Linked DNA regions of Homo sapiens: region 1 is linked to region 2. The links are chromatin contacts, found by Hi-C or POLR2A ChIA-PET in ENCODE. All regions are on one chromosome and are shown on one strand. Each heading gives the region's core, a stretch centred on a gene start or an enhancer-like site at or near the end of the contact. The rest is flanking DNA. Distances are from core to core; before and after follow the strand shown.

Region 1 (5,542 bases), core at 2,079-4,578, 5.1 Mb before region 2:
TTTGGAAAGATGGGTTTCACCATGTTGGCCAGGACGGTCTTGATCTCTTGACCTCGTGATCTGCCCTCCTCAGCCTCCCAAAGTGCTGGGATTACAGTCCTGAGCCACCGAGCCTGGCTGAAACCACACCCTTTAAACCTCTTACCGTTGTGGGTGTGGTCTTCCCCACCCTCTGCTCCTCTGGCCAATCCTGTCCTGTACAGCCTGACTGTCCTGTACTGCCTGACTGTCCTGCACCGCTGTGGCCTGGGAGGCATGCTGCCCCTTGCACCTGCAGGCACCTCACAGGCTTTGGTGAGGGAGCACACGAAATAACCCCTCTAGTCTGTCAGGTGAGAGCAAGGATCCAGTGGCCACATGGCCTCAGATTGGATTCTGGCTTTGTTACCTACTGGCTATGAGATTTGGGGCTGTCACCCCTCACATCCTCAAGGGCTCCCTCCATAAAATGGAGACAACAGTGTCTGCAAGCTAGTGTTGCCATAAGGATGAAATGTCATCATGGACAGAGAGCATTTTGCATAGAGATCAATAATACATATTTGAAAAATCCCCAACATTTAGAAACAAAACAATACACTTCCTAATAACCCTTGGATCCGGGAGGAAATTAAGAGTGGAGACAATCTTGAGCTGAATGAAAATGAAAACACAGCACATTGAAATGTGCAGGATTCAGCTAAAGTGGTAATTACAGGGAGAATTATAGCAATAAAATGCCTATTTATAAAGGAAAAGAGATCTTAAATCAATGATTTCATCTTTCACCTTAAAAAACTAGGAAAAGGCCAGGCGCGATGGCTCACGCCCATAGTCCCAGCACTTTGGGAGGGCGAGACAGGTGGATCACGAGGTCAGGAGATCAAGACCATCCTGGCTAACACAGTGAAACCCTGTCTCTACTAAAAATACAAAAAATTAGCCAGGCATGGTGGTGGGCACCTGTAGTCCCAGCTACTTGGGAGGCTGAGGCAGGAGAATGGCATGAACCCGGGAGGTGGAGGTTACAGTGAGCCAAGATCGCACCACTGCATTCCAGCCTGGGTGACAGAGCGAGACTCCACCTCAAAAAACAAAACAAAACAAAAACTAGAAAAAGGGGCCGGGTGCATTGGCTCACGTGTAGAATCTCAACACTTTGGGAGACCAAGACAGGTGGATCACTTGAGGTCAGGAGTTTGGGACCAGCCTAGCCAACATGGTGAAACCCCATCTCTACTAAAAATACAAAAATTAGCTGGGCGTGGTGGCACATGCCTGTAATTCCAGCTACTTGGGAGGCTGAAGTGACAGAATCACTTGAACCTGGGAGGTGGAAGTTGCAGTGAGCTGAGATGGCACCACTGAACTCCAGCCTGGGTGTTCTCTATCTCAAAAAAAAAAAAGAACTAGAGAAAGGGCGGGGAGCAGTGGCTCATGCCTGTAATCCCAGCACTTTGGGAGGACAGGGCGGGGAGCAGTGGCTCATGCCTGTAATCCCAGCACTTTGGGAAGACAAGGCGGGTGGCTCACTTGAGCCCAGGAGTTCCAGACCAGCCTGGGCAAATGAGGCAAAAACCCATCTCTACAAAAAATATTATCTGGGTGTGGTGGCACATGCCTGTAGTTCCAGCTACTCGGGAGGCTGAGGTGGGAGGATCACCTGAGCCCAGGAGGTAGAGTCTGCAGTGAGGCTTGATTATGCTACTGCACTCCACCTTGGGTGACAGAATGAGACACTATCTCAATTTTTAAAAAATGAAGAAACTAGAAAAAGGGAACACATTGAACCAAATTAAGTGGAAAGAAGGATCTAACAAAAATGAGAGCAGAAATTAATGAAATAGGGCCATGCACGGTGGCTCATGCCTGTAATCCCAGCACTTTGGGAGGCTGAAGTGGGCGGATCACCTGAGGTCGGGAGTTCAAGACTGGCCTGACCAACATGGAGAAACCCCGTCTCTACTAAAAATACAAAATTAGCCAGGTGTGGTGGTGCATACCTGTAATCCCAGCTACTCGGGAGGCTGAGAGAGGAGAATCGCTTAAACCCAGGAGGCAGAGGTTGCAGTGAGCCGATATCTCACCACTGCACTCCAGCCTGGGCAACAGAGCAGAGACTCCGTCTCAAAAAAAAAAAAAAAAGAAAGAAAAAAAAGAGGGTGGGGTCTTCCGCATTTCCTTTTTTCTCTTTTTTTTTTTTGAGACAGAGTTTCACTCTTGTCACCCGTCACCCAGGCTGGAGTGCAATGGCGGGATCTCAGCTCACTGCAACCTCCACCTCTCAGGTTCAAGTGGTTCTCCTGTCTCAGACTCGCGAGTAGCTGGGATTACAGGCGCCCACCACCAAGCCTGGCTAATTTTTTTGTATTTTTAGTGGAGACGGGGTTTCGCCATGTTGGCCAGGCTGGTCTCGAACTCCTCACCTTACGTGATCCGCCTGCCTTGGCCTCCCAAAGTGCTGGGATTACAAGCGTGAGCCACTACGCCTGGTTACGCATTTCTTTTTAGGCTCATTCCTGGGTATGTCACCGGCCCTATGGCGATTGTGAACAGCACCTGCAGATATTTGAGGGCGTGCGCAGCCAGGGTTCCCGCTCTGGGCAGGGGGCACAGCGAGGTGACTCACGGGTAACCACAGGTGGCCACGAATGACTGCTAGAAAGTGGGAATTTTAGGGGAACAGAAAACGGAGAATAGCGGGGCGCACGGGGAGGCTCTGGAACCTGGGCGAGCGGAGCGGCGGACGCCGCAAATGCGGAGGGCGGGGCAGGGTGGCCCCTGGCGGGTGTCTCCACCTCTGCGGCCAGGCCCCCCAGCGCAGCTGCCCTGGCCCCGCCCACCACTCCCAGAGCCCGGGGTTGGGTCCCAGGTCGCCCTCAGGAGCCAAGGCCCCGCCCACCACGCTCGGCCCCCTCGCCTCAAGCCCCGCCCACAGTTCGGGTCCAGACCCAGGCTCCGCCCCCTTCCCCCGCCCACAGCTCCAGTTCCCTTCGCAGGCCGTCTCTCCACGGGAGGCCCCGCCCCCCACCCTCAGCCCCGCATCCGGCTGAGTCCTCACCCCAGGCCTCGCTCGCCGCTGGAGACCGCGCTCACTATCCGAGGAGGACCCTCCTCTGCCCCGCGTCCAGCTTTAGTCCCCGACTGCGTTCATCGCCAAGGGCCCGCCCACTGCCTTAGGTCGCGTCGCCAGCCTTGGGTCCCGTCGCCAGCCTTGGGTCCCGTCCCCGGCTGCACTCACCGCGAGGCCCCACCCTTAGCTCTAGTCCCCGGTGTCGCCCACCGACGAGGCCCCGCCCCAAACTCCAGTCCCGGGCTGCGCTCACCGCCGTGGCCCCGCCCCCAAGCGCCAGTCCTCGGCTGCGCTCACCGGTAGGCCCCGCTCGGGTTCCGCCGAAGCCCAGCCCCCGCAGGTCGCCCCTCCGACGCCGGCGCGCCGCAAGGGAGGCCAGCTCGCTCGCAGTGGGGAGGTCGCGGCTCCAGTCCTCGCGTCCCCGCCGTGGTCCCGGTGCCTGTCCCATCCCGCGGGCGCGGCCGTTGCGGGCGGCGCGGCCCGGGCGCGCGCGGCGAATCTGCGGCTGCGAATCGGCTGGAGCGGGGCCTCGCGAGAGCGGCGAGGCCTGGGCGGCTGGGCCTGGGCGGGCGGCGCGGGCTGCTCCGGAGGCTCGGGTGGCTTGAGAGTCTTGGGAGGCTCCGGGCGCTGCCCGCGCGGTCGCCGGCATGACGGGCCGCGTGTGCCGCGGTTGCGGCGGCACGGACATCGAGCTGGACGCGGCGCGCGGGGACGCGGTGTGCACCGCCTGCGGCTCAGTGCTGGAGGACAACATCATCGTGTCCGAGGTGCAGTTCGTGGAGAGCAGCGGCGGCGGCTCCTCGGCCGTGGGCCAGTTCGTGTCCCTGGACGGTGAGTCCCGCGGGCTGGCGCTGCGCGGATTTCTCGGTGCGGCTTAGGCGGGCTGGAGGCGGTGACGGCGCGGCCGGGACCAGCGCCTCGGTACCGCACGCTCTGTCGGGGCGCGCGGTTCTGCGCCGTCTGGGCGCGAGTGTGGATCCCCTTGGCGAGAATGTAGACCTTCTTCGCGCGCCTGTGGACCCCCGTGGCGTGCGTGGACTTCCTCGACACACGCGTGGGCCAGGGCAGCCAGCACAGGGAGGGTTGAAGAGAGCCTGGGGAGCCCAGAAGGCCCCTCAAGCTGCCCCTCACTGTCACTCTCTGTGCCTGCAGTTTTGTTTTCAGCAATGTCTGGTACTTAGAATCCGATTGCTGCTGCCCTTGGCCTTGGTGGTTACCGGGCGGATGCCCTAGGGCCACTCAGGCTGCTGCAGGCCTCGGAGGGGACGTTTCAGTGATGGGCAGTATTGCGGGCTGGGGATGGACCCCAGCCTGTGGAAGGAGCTGGACTGTGGCCAGTTTCAGGTGGTTGTGAATAGAGCTGCTAAAAGGATTCATTTGCAGCTCTCTGTGTGAACATACGTTTTCATTTCTCTGGGGAACTTAGCTGTATGTGTAACTCTATGGGAAACTGTCATGAACTGTTTTGTGATGTGGCTGTGCCATTATGCATTCTCACCAGTTGCCCCACATCTTCACCAGCACTTGGTGTTGTCGATGTTTTTATTTCGGTTGTTCTAACAGGTGTGTGGCATCTCATCATAGTGGTATTCTGTATTTCTCTACTGGCTAGTGATGTTCAACCTTATTAGGGTGCTTATTTGCCATGCCCGAATCCTCTTTGTTGAAATGTGTGCTCAAGTCTTATTTTTTTATTTATCTCGAGACAGGATCTCACTCTGTGGCCCAGGCTGGTGTGCAATGGCCCAGTCATGGCTCTCTGCAGCCTTGAACTCCTAGGCTCAGGCAATTCTCCTGCCTCAACCTCCTGAGTAGCTGAGACTACAGGTGCATGCCACCATGCTGTGATCATTTATTTTATTTTATTTTTAGTAGAGACAAGGTCTCTATGTTGCCCAGGCTGGTCTCAAACTCCTGGGCTCAAGTGATACTCCAGCCTTGGCCTCCCGAATTGCTGGGATTACAGCGTGAGCCACCACACCCTGACTCTCATTTTTTATTTGGGTTGTTTTCTTATTGTTGAGTTTTGGGAGTTCTTTGTGGATTGTAGTTACAAGCCCTTTGTTGTATATGTGATTTTCAAAGCAGAAGTTTTTTTTCTTTTGAGATGGAGTCTTGCTCTGTTGCCCAGGCTGGAGTGCAGTGGCTCGATCTCGGCTCACTGCAAGCTCTGCCTCCCAGGCTCACGCCATTCTCCTGCCTCAGCCTCCCGAGTAGCTGGGACTACAGGAGCCCACTACCATGCCCGGCTAATTTTTTTTGTATTTTTTAGTGGAGACGGGGTTTCACTGTGATAGCCAGGATGGTCTCGATCTCCTGACCTCGTGATCCGCCTACCTCGGCCTCCCAAAGTGCTGGGATTACAGGCGTGAGCCACTGCGCACGGCCTCAAAGCAGAAGTTTTAACTTTTTTTTTTTTTTTGAGACAGAATCTTGCTCTGTGGCCCAGGCTGGAGTGCAGTGGCACAATCTCGTTTCACTGCAACCTCT
Region 2 (6,166 bases), core at 3,180-5,679:
TTCACTACGTTGGCCAGGCTGGTCTCGAACTCCTGGTGTCAGGCGATCCGCCCACCTCGGCCTCCCAAAGTGCTGGGATTACAGGCACGAGCCATCGTGCCCAGCCTATTTTTTTTTAGACAGATTCTCACTCTGTCACCCAAGCTGCAGTGCAGCGGCGCAATCTCGGCTCACCGCAACCTCCGCCTCCTGGGTTCAAGCGATTCTTGTGCCTCAGCCTCCTGAGTAGCTGGGATTACAGGCGTACACCATCACGCCCAACTAATGTTTGTTATTTTTAGTAGAGATGGGGTTTCACCATGTTGGCCAGGCTGGTCTCGAACTCCTGACCTCAAGTGATCTGCCCACCTCAGCCTCCCAAAGTGCTGGGAGATTACAGGCGTAAGCCACCAGGCCTGGCCATCTTAACCATTTTTAAAATGTACAGTTCAATACAATATGAATTGAGTACATTCATATTGTTGTGCAGCCATCATCACCATCCATCTCCAGAACTCTTCATCTTGCAAAACTGAAACTGTATACCCATTAAACAATAACTCCCCATTCCCTCCTTCTCCCAGCCCTGGTAACCACCATTCTGATTCTTATCTCTATGATTTTGACTACCCTGGGTACCTCATTTATATTGGTCGGCTCATACAGTATTTGTCTTTTTGCGACTCTCTTATTAGAACTTAGCATAATGTCCTAAAGGTCATCCATGTTGTAGCATGTGTCAGAATTTCCTTCCTTTTTCAGGCTGAGTAATATTTCATTGTATGTATCTACCACATTTTGCTTATTCATCTGTCATTGGACACTTGGGTTGCTTATATGTTTTAGCTATTGTGAATAATGCTGTTATGAACGTGGGTCTATACATACACAGTTTTTATGTTTTATATTAAGAAAAAAAAATTTAAGCTGTGAAAGCCAGCTGTGCACGGTGGTTCATGCCTGTAATCACAGCACTTTGGGAGGCTGAGGCAAGATAATTATTTAAGTCCAGGAGTTCAAGACCAGCCTGGGCAACATAGTGAGACCCCGTGTCTACAAAAAAATACAAAAATCAGACAGACATGATAGCATGTGCCTATGGTCCCAGCTACTTGGGAGGCTGAGGTAGGGATCCCTTGAGCCCAAGAGGTCAAGGCTGCAGTGAGCTGTGATTGCGCTGCTGCACTCCAGTCTAGGGGGCAGAGTGAGACCCTGTCTCTCAAAAAAAAAAAAAATTAACTAAAAAAAGAAAAGCTGTTGAAGCCAAATCATCTATTTTGAGTTTATGCTTTTCCCCTGATTTCTCATTTTGGAGCCGGTCTTTCGGCTGCTTTAGCCAACTGTAACATTTCCCCACCAGAAGGAAAAATTAAAGTGGAAAGCTGGTCTCCCTGTTTAAAACATAATAGTGTAGTGACATGGTTAACTGTGTTTTGTGGTTAACTGAATTCAAGAGCTCTACCTGCTTCCTACTTCCTTTCCTCCCTCCCTCCCTCATAGCTAAAAAGTTTAACTTCTCACCGCCTGTATAATTCTCTAAAAAATTTTGACCTTCTTTGTCTCTTTGTCTCTGAAACTGTTCCCTGGAGAGTCACTGTGTGCCCATAGTCTGGGTGTTCCTTCATTGTACTGACTATGTTGTAACGGAATCATCAGTCTGTTTCCACAGTGAACTATATAGGAGACCAAAAAAGCAACTAATTCAGTTCACTAAATATCAAGTGCTCCCATGTGGCAGCCACCACTGGGCACCCAGAGCTCAGTAATGATGAGCCAACTGGGTACCAAGACACTCTTCATGGAACATCTCTTTTTTAAGGTGGGAAGAGGTGGTATTTAGATTTACTGATTTGGTGGGCATCATAGAATTTGAGTGAAAAGAGACCCTGGAGCTGATTTAGTCCAGTTACTTGATCTGTAAGCACGGTCCTGAGATCGGCTGTTGAACTGCTAGAGTTTTTCTGCTTTCATCCTGGTTGCTCAGTGCGCTGTAACGAACGCTGATTTTCTTAAGTTGGCTCTCTGGCCCTGATCTTCCTCTACTCAAAAGCCACCACCCTTCTGCATATATCTTCCTGGCAGTTACACCATGTTATCTGCCATGTCCCAGCTGTCTCCTTGCTTTGCCTTCTACCTGGAATGTATTCCTCCCCACACTCTGCCTCTGGACACTTAATCCTTCAACTTCCGCCTGAGATGCCACTTTCCCAGCATTCCAGCCCGACATAAGCCCTCCCTCTTGAGCGACCATATTCCCCTGATCAGCATGGTATGTGTGTTACACATGGCTTTGGGCTTTGAACTGTACTTGTATGTCTCTGTTGAAACCTGCCACTCCTCCTATCAGTCCAGCTAGCTGTGTTGATATGTTACGTGAGCACAAAGAAAGGAATGGGAGATACACACTCATTAGTTAATAATGGTTACCTTAGGCAAGGCAGGGGAGAGAATAAAGAATTAAAGATGAAACTCATCCACTGACCTCCCAGCAAGTGTGTGCAATAAGAGCTCACTATTCAAAGCTATGAGACATGGCCACATGTGGGTCACTGGGAAGCAGATTGAGAAGTGCATCTAGGCTGTTCCAGCTGGTACAGGTCACGTCAGCAACTCAGCTGAGGATTTAGAGACTGCTTTCAGAAGCATGGGATAGCCTTTACAGTGAATCAAACAGAGCTCCTACTTAGGGGACAAAGAGCAAAATCACTCCTCGCACCTCCTCGCATCTGTGTCTTTGACTGCAGCTGCCTATTCACTAGTTCTCATCCTGCCTGTGACCCAGCTCTCCCATCTTGTCTCTCGCAGTCTCTTCCTGTCCTCCTCCTGGTGTGTCAGTTTTTTCTTTTCCCGTCCCTGGTATGTCTGTCTTCCCACCCCCTCCTCCCTTTTAATAGAGGCACTGTGTGTATTTCACACTTGTTCTGTTTATTGGCGATGGCTTTCTATGTTATTAATAGAGCCAGTGGCCAGCAGATGCATTGTGCTTTGGGGCTTTCTTTTCCCCCTTGAAAAATTCCAGCCTAAGTTATTTTTCAGTGAGTAAACAGGCTTTAATTGATTTCTCTCCCTGTGGGTCAGTGATCTATAGAGAAGCACTGCCCCCCGGTCCCCTTGAACCACAGGGCTGGAAAAGGCCAGAGCCTCTGGAGCTCTGCATGGGCCCCCACAGCTGGACCCCTAGCCTGCCCTCGCATCCTGTCTTCCTTCCTTCCTTCCCTCCCCCCATCCACCCACTGTATAAATCAGAGCCCTGGGGGCCAGCCTGCGTCTCCACACCTACTCCACCGACAAGCCAGGTCTCCCCGGTGTTTCTCCTTCTCCCCTCTTGGGTGCTGGGAATGGGATGGGCTAGGCCTCCTCTTTGGCATTTCCTCTGGGTCTGCAGACTGGCAAGGTAAAAACTGTTTCTCAAACTCTCTGGGAACTGGGGTCCTGGAAGAAGACTGGGCTTCTTCAATCAGATGTTCCGTTTGGGAAGGCTGAAGTCAGGTGGATTAATAGTCTTCCCCCTATTTTGTTTTCTGGCAAGTTCATGGAGACGGAGCTCATTCCGTGTCTGCGCCTCGGTTTGTGGGCGCCAGGAGGAAGTTGTTGCAGGAGTGGTCACATTGTTTTCTGAACCCCTGGTCACCCCGCAGCTGCACACTCTTGAACTCAGTAATGCTAGTGGAGGCCCCCTGATCCCACCTTCCTGACTTGGCTCTTTTTGGTGGGTCAGCCATTCCCGGATCCCCAGCCCATTGTTTTCAGCCTATCCCATAAGCTCCTAATTCCCTGTATTAACCCTTGTCAGTTTAAATACTGAGAGTAATTTCCTACACTTCCCACATCAGACCTGCACCCCAAGCCCCACCCCTGGGGCTCCCCTGTGGCCTTCCAGCTTCCGCTCATCACTCACCCCCACAGCCCATGGCATTTTAAAGACAAATCTAATCATGGAATTCCCTTGCTGAGAACCCTTCAAAAGACAGTTTTACTGAAAAGGAAATGCAAACCCCCGACCAAGGCTTAAGGCGTAGCTCCTCCCCTGCCTGCTTCAACTCCTGTCGTATGCCCCTCGCACAGGCCAGATTCCTCAAACACACCACACTCCTCCTTCCTCATTGCCTTAGCACATGTGGTTCCCTCTGCCTGGAATGCTTTTCCCTTGCTCTCCTGTTTCTTTGCTCTGCTAGTTCCTCTTCTCCAGGTCTCAGCTTAAATATCTCCGCTGCAAAGATCCTCTGCTTACCGCGAGCCGGGCAGCTCCACCCTCCCCAATATTCCTTCTCCCTCACCCCATCTGTGTTTTCATAGCAGCGCAGTTTGCAGTTCTGTGCTGGTTTGGGTGCTTGGTTATCTCTCCCTGTTGATTGTGTCGGTTGCTACTTGATTCCACTGCTGCTTACAAAGAGCGGCTCAATCAATGCTCCTGAAGTGAAAGCCTGCCGAGGCAGTGAGGCCACGCCCAGTTAAGAGCAGCCTTTGGGGCTGCGGTTGTTAGCAAAGAGCTAGTATCGCAAGCCTTACACAGAGAGGTGCTCAATATCTGAACTGGATTGAAAGTCACTTCCCCTCTGGGAGCCTCTGTTGTTCCAGTTCCCAAAACTCAAGGGCCCTGGTTGTCCCGAGAGGAGAACCAACTTCCTGCTGTAAATTCAGCCTGTATTTTACACATTGCATATGCTTGGGCTTGGTTTAAACTGTCCAGCCTGCTTTAAACCAAGTTACAAGGGTCAGGTCCTACAAACAACCAAAAGAACTCCTTAGCAGAATGGGGCCTGGGTCATGGATGTAACTCTGTCCTAAGGGCAGATTTATGGGCCTACCTTGGGGGCAAAGTAACAACTCAGCCTTAAATCATAAAAGCTGTGAAAGCAGTAAGGCTGCTTCTGGAGTGGGCGACTTTCTCGGAAGCTCCATGGTGATGGTGAGCCGCTTGGACGAGCTGGAAGAGGTCAGGGCAGATGTGAGGGAGCCAACTTCCTGGGGCACCTACTGGGCAGCAGCCTCGAGTGTCAGCTATCCTGTGTCTGCCTGTATTTTATTATTTATTTATTTATTTATTTTTGAGACGGAGTCTTGCTCTGTCGCCCAGGCTGGAGTGCAGTGGTGCGATCTTGGCTCACTGCAAGCTCTGCTTCCCGGGTTCACACCATTCTCCTGCCTCAGCCTCCTGAGTAGCTGGGACCACAGGTGCCCGCCACCATGCCCAGCTGTTTTGTTTGTTTGTTTGTTTGTTTATATTTTTAGTAGAGACGGGGTTTCACCGTATTAGCCAGGATGGTCTCGATATCCTGACCTCGTGATCCGCCCACCTCAGCCTCCCAAAGTGCTGGGATTACAGGCGTGAGCCACTGCGCCCGGCCTATTTTTTATTTCTCAACAGTCATGGTCTCACTCTGTCTCCCAGGCTGGAGCGCAGTGGCACAATCATGGCTTACTGCAGCCTAGTACTCCTGGGTTCAAGTGATCCTCCCACCTCAGCCTCTTTAGCAGCTGGGACAACAGGTGCACACCACCACCATGCCTGGCTAATTTTTTTTTTTAAATATTTCTGTAGGCCGGGCATGGTGGCTCACGCCTATAATCCCAGCCCTTTGGGAAGCCGAGGTGGCTTGAGGTCAGGAGTTTGAGAGCATCCTGGCCAACATAGCGAAATCCCATCTCTACTAAAAGTACAAAAATTAGCCAGGAGTGGTGGCACATGTCTGTGATTCCAGCTACTCGGGAGGCTGAGGCATGAGAATCACTTGAACCTGGGAGGTGGAGGTTGCAGTCAGCCGAGATCACGCCACCGCACTCCAGCCTGGGCAACAGAGCAAGACTCTTTCTCTAAATAAATAAATAAATAAATAAATAAATAAATACAGATATGCCATGATTGTGCCACTGCTCTCCAGCCTGGGTGACAAGAGTGAGACCGTGATTTGAAAATATACATATACATTTTTTTTTAAGAGGCAGGATCCTGGCCGGACACGGTGGCTCATGCCTGTAATCCCAGCACTTTGGGATGCCGAGGTGGGTGAATCACAAGGTCAGGAGTTTGAGACCAGCCTGGCCAACATGGTGAAACCCTGTCTCTACTAAAAATACAGCAATTAGCTGGGCATGGTCGTGGGCGCCTGTAGTCCCAGCTACTCCAGAGTCTCCAGCAGGAGAATTGCTTGAACCCGGGAGGTGGAGGTTGCAGTGAGCCGAGATT

The links. Hi-C counts contacts between places; a loop is a spot of excess contacts on that map. ChIA-PET counts read pairs that join two places held with the same protein, here RNA polymerase II (POLR2A). Pooled maps may share reads with other maps.
Region 1: a loop to region 2 is called in a pooled map, with 2.7 times the contacts of the local background. The contact joins the promoter of BRF1 here to the enhancer-like site in region 2. A Hi-C loop is called at or near these places in 2 of 50 pooled maps. POLR2A ChIA-PET finds 5 or more read pairs at or near these places in 4 of 52 experiments (A549, OCI-LY7, PC-9 and 1 more).

The regions. Positions count from the first base shown.
Region 1 is chr14:105,298,787-105,304,328 of GRCh38, reverse strand. BRF1 (BRF1 general transcription factor IIIB subunit) reads left to right here and starts at 3,328. Exons shown (of 18, transcript NM_001519.4): 1 at 3,328-3,883. The coding sequence starts at 3,700. It also overlaps the pseudogene LOC124903409 and a transcript of PACS2 not described here. RefSeq lists silencers at 2,647-3,016, 3,247-3,656 and an enhancer at 4,507-4,586.
Region 2 is chr14:100,219,939-100,226,104 of GRCh38, reverse strand. All of the region lies in intron 1 of YY1-DT (YY1 divergent transcript), which reads left to right. Among named protein-coding and RNA genes, the nearest start is that of YY1-DT, 16 kb to the left of the region's middle. RefSeq lists a silencer at 2,599-2,893. Within about 2 kb of position 4,429, at least 29 of the 41 ENCODE cell types and tissues checked have a DNase peak (open chromatin) inside an H3K27ac peak, as active enhancers do; they include OCI-LY7, where a contact is called at or near this core.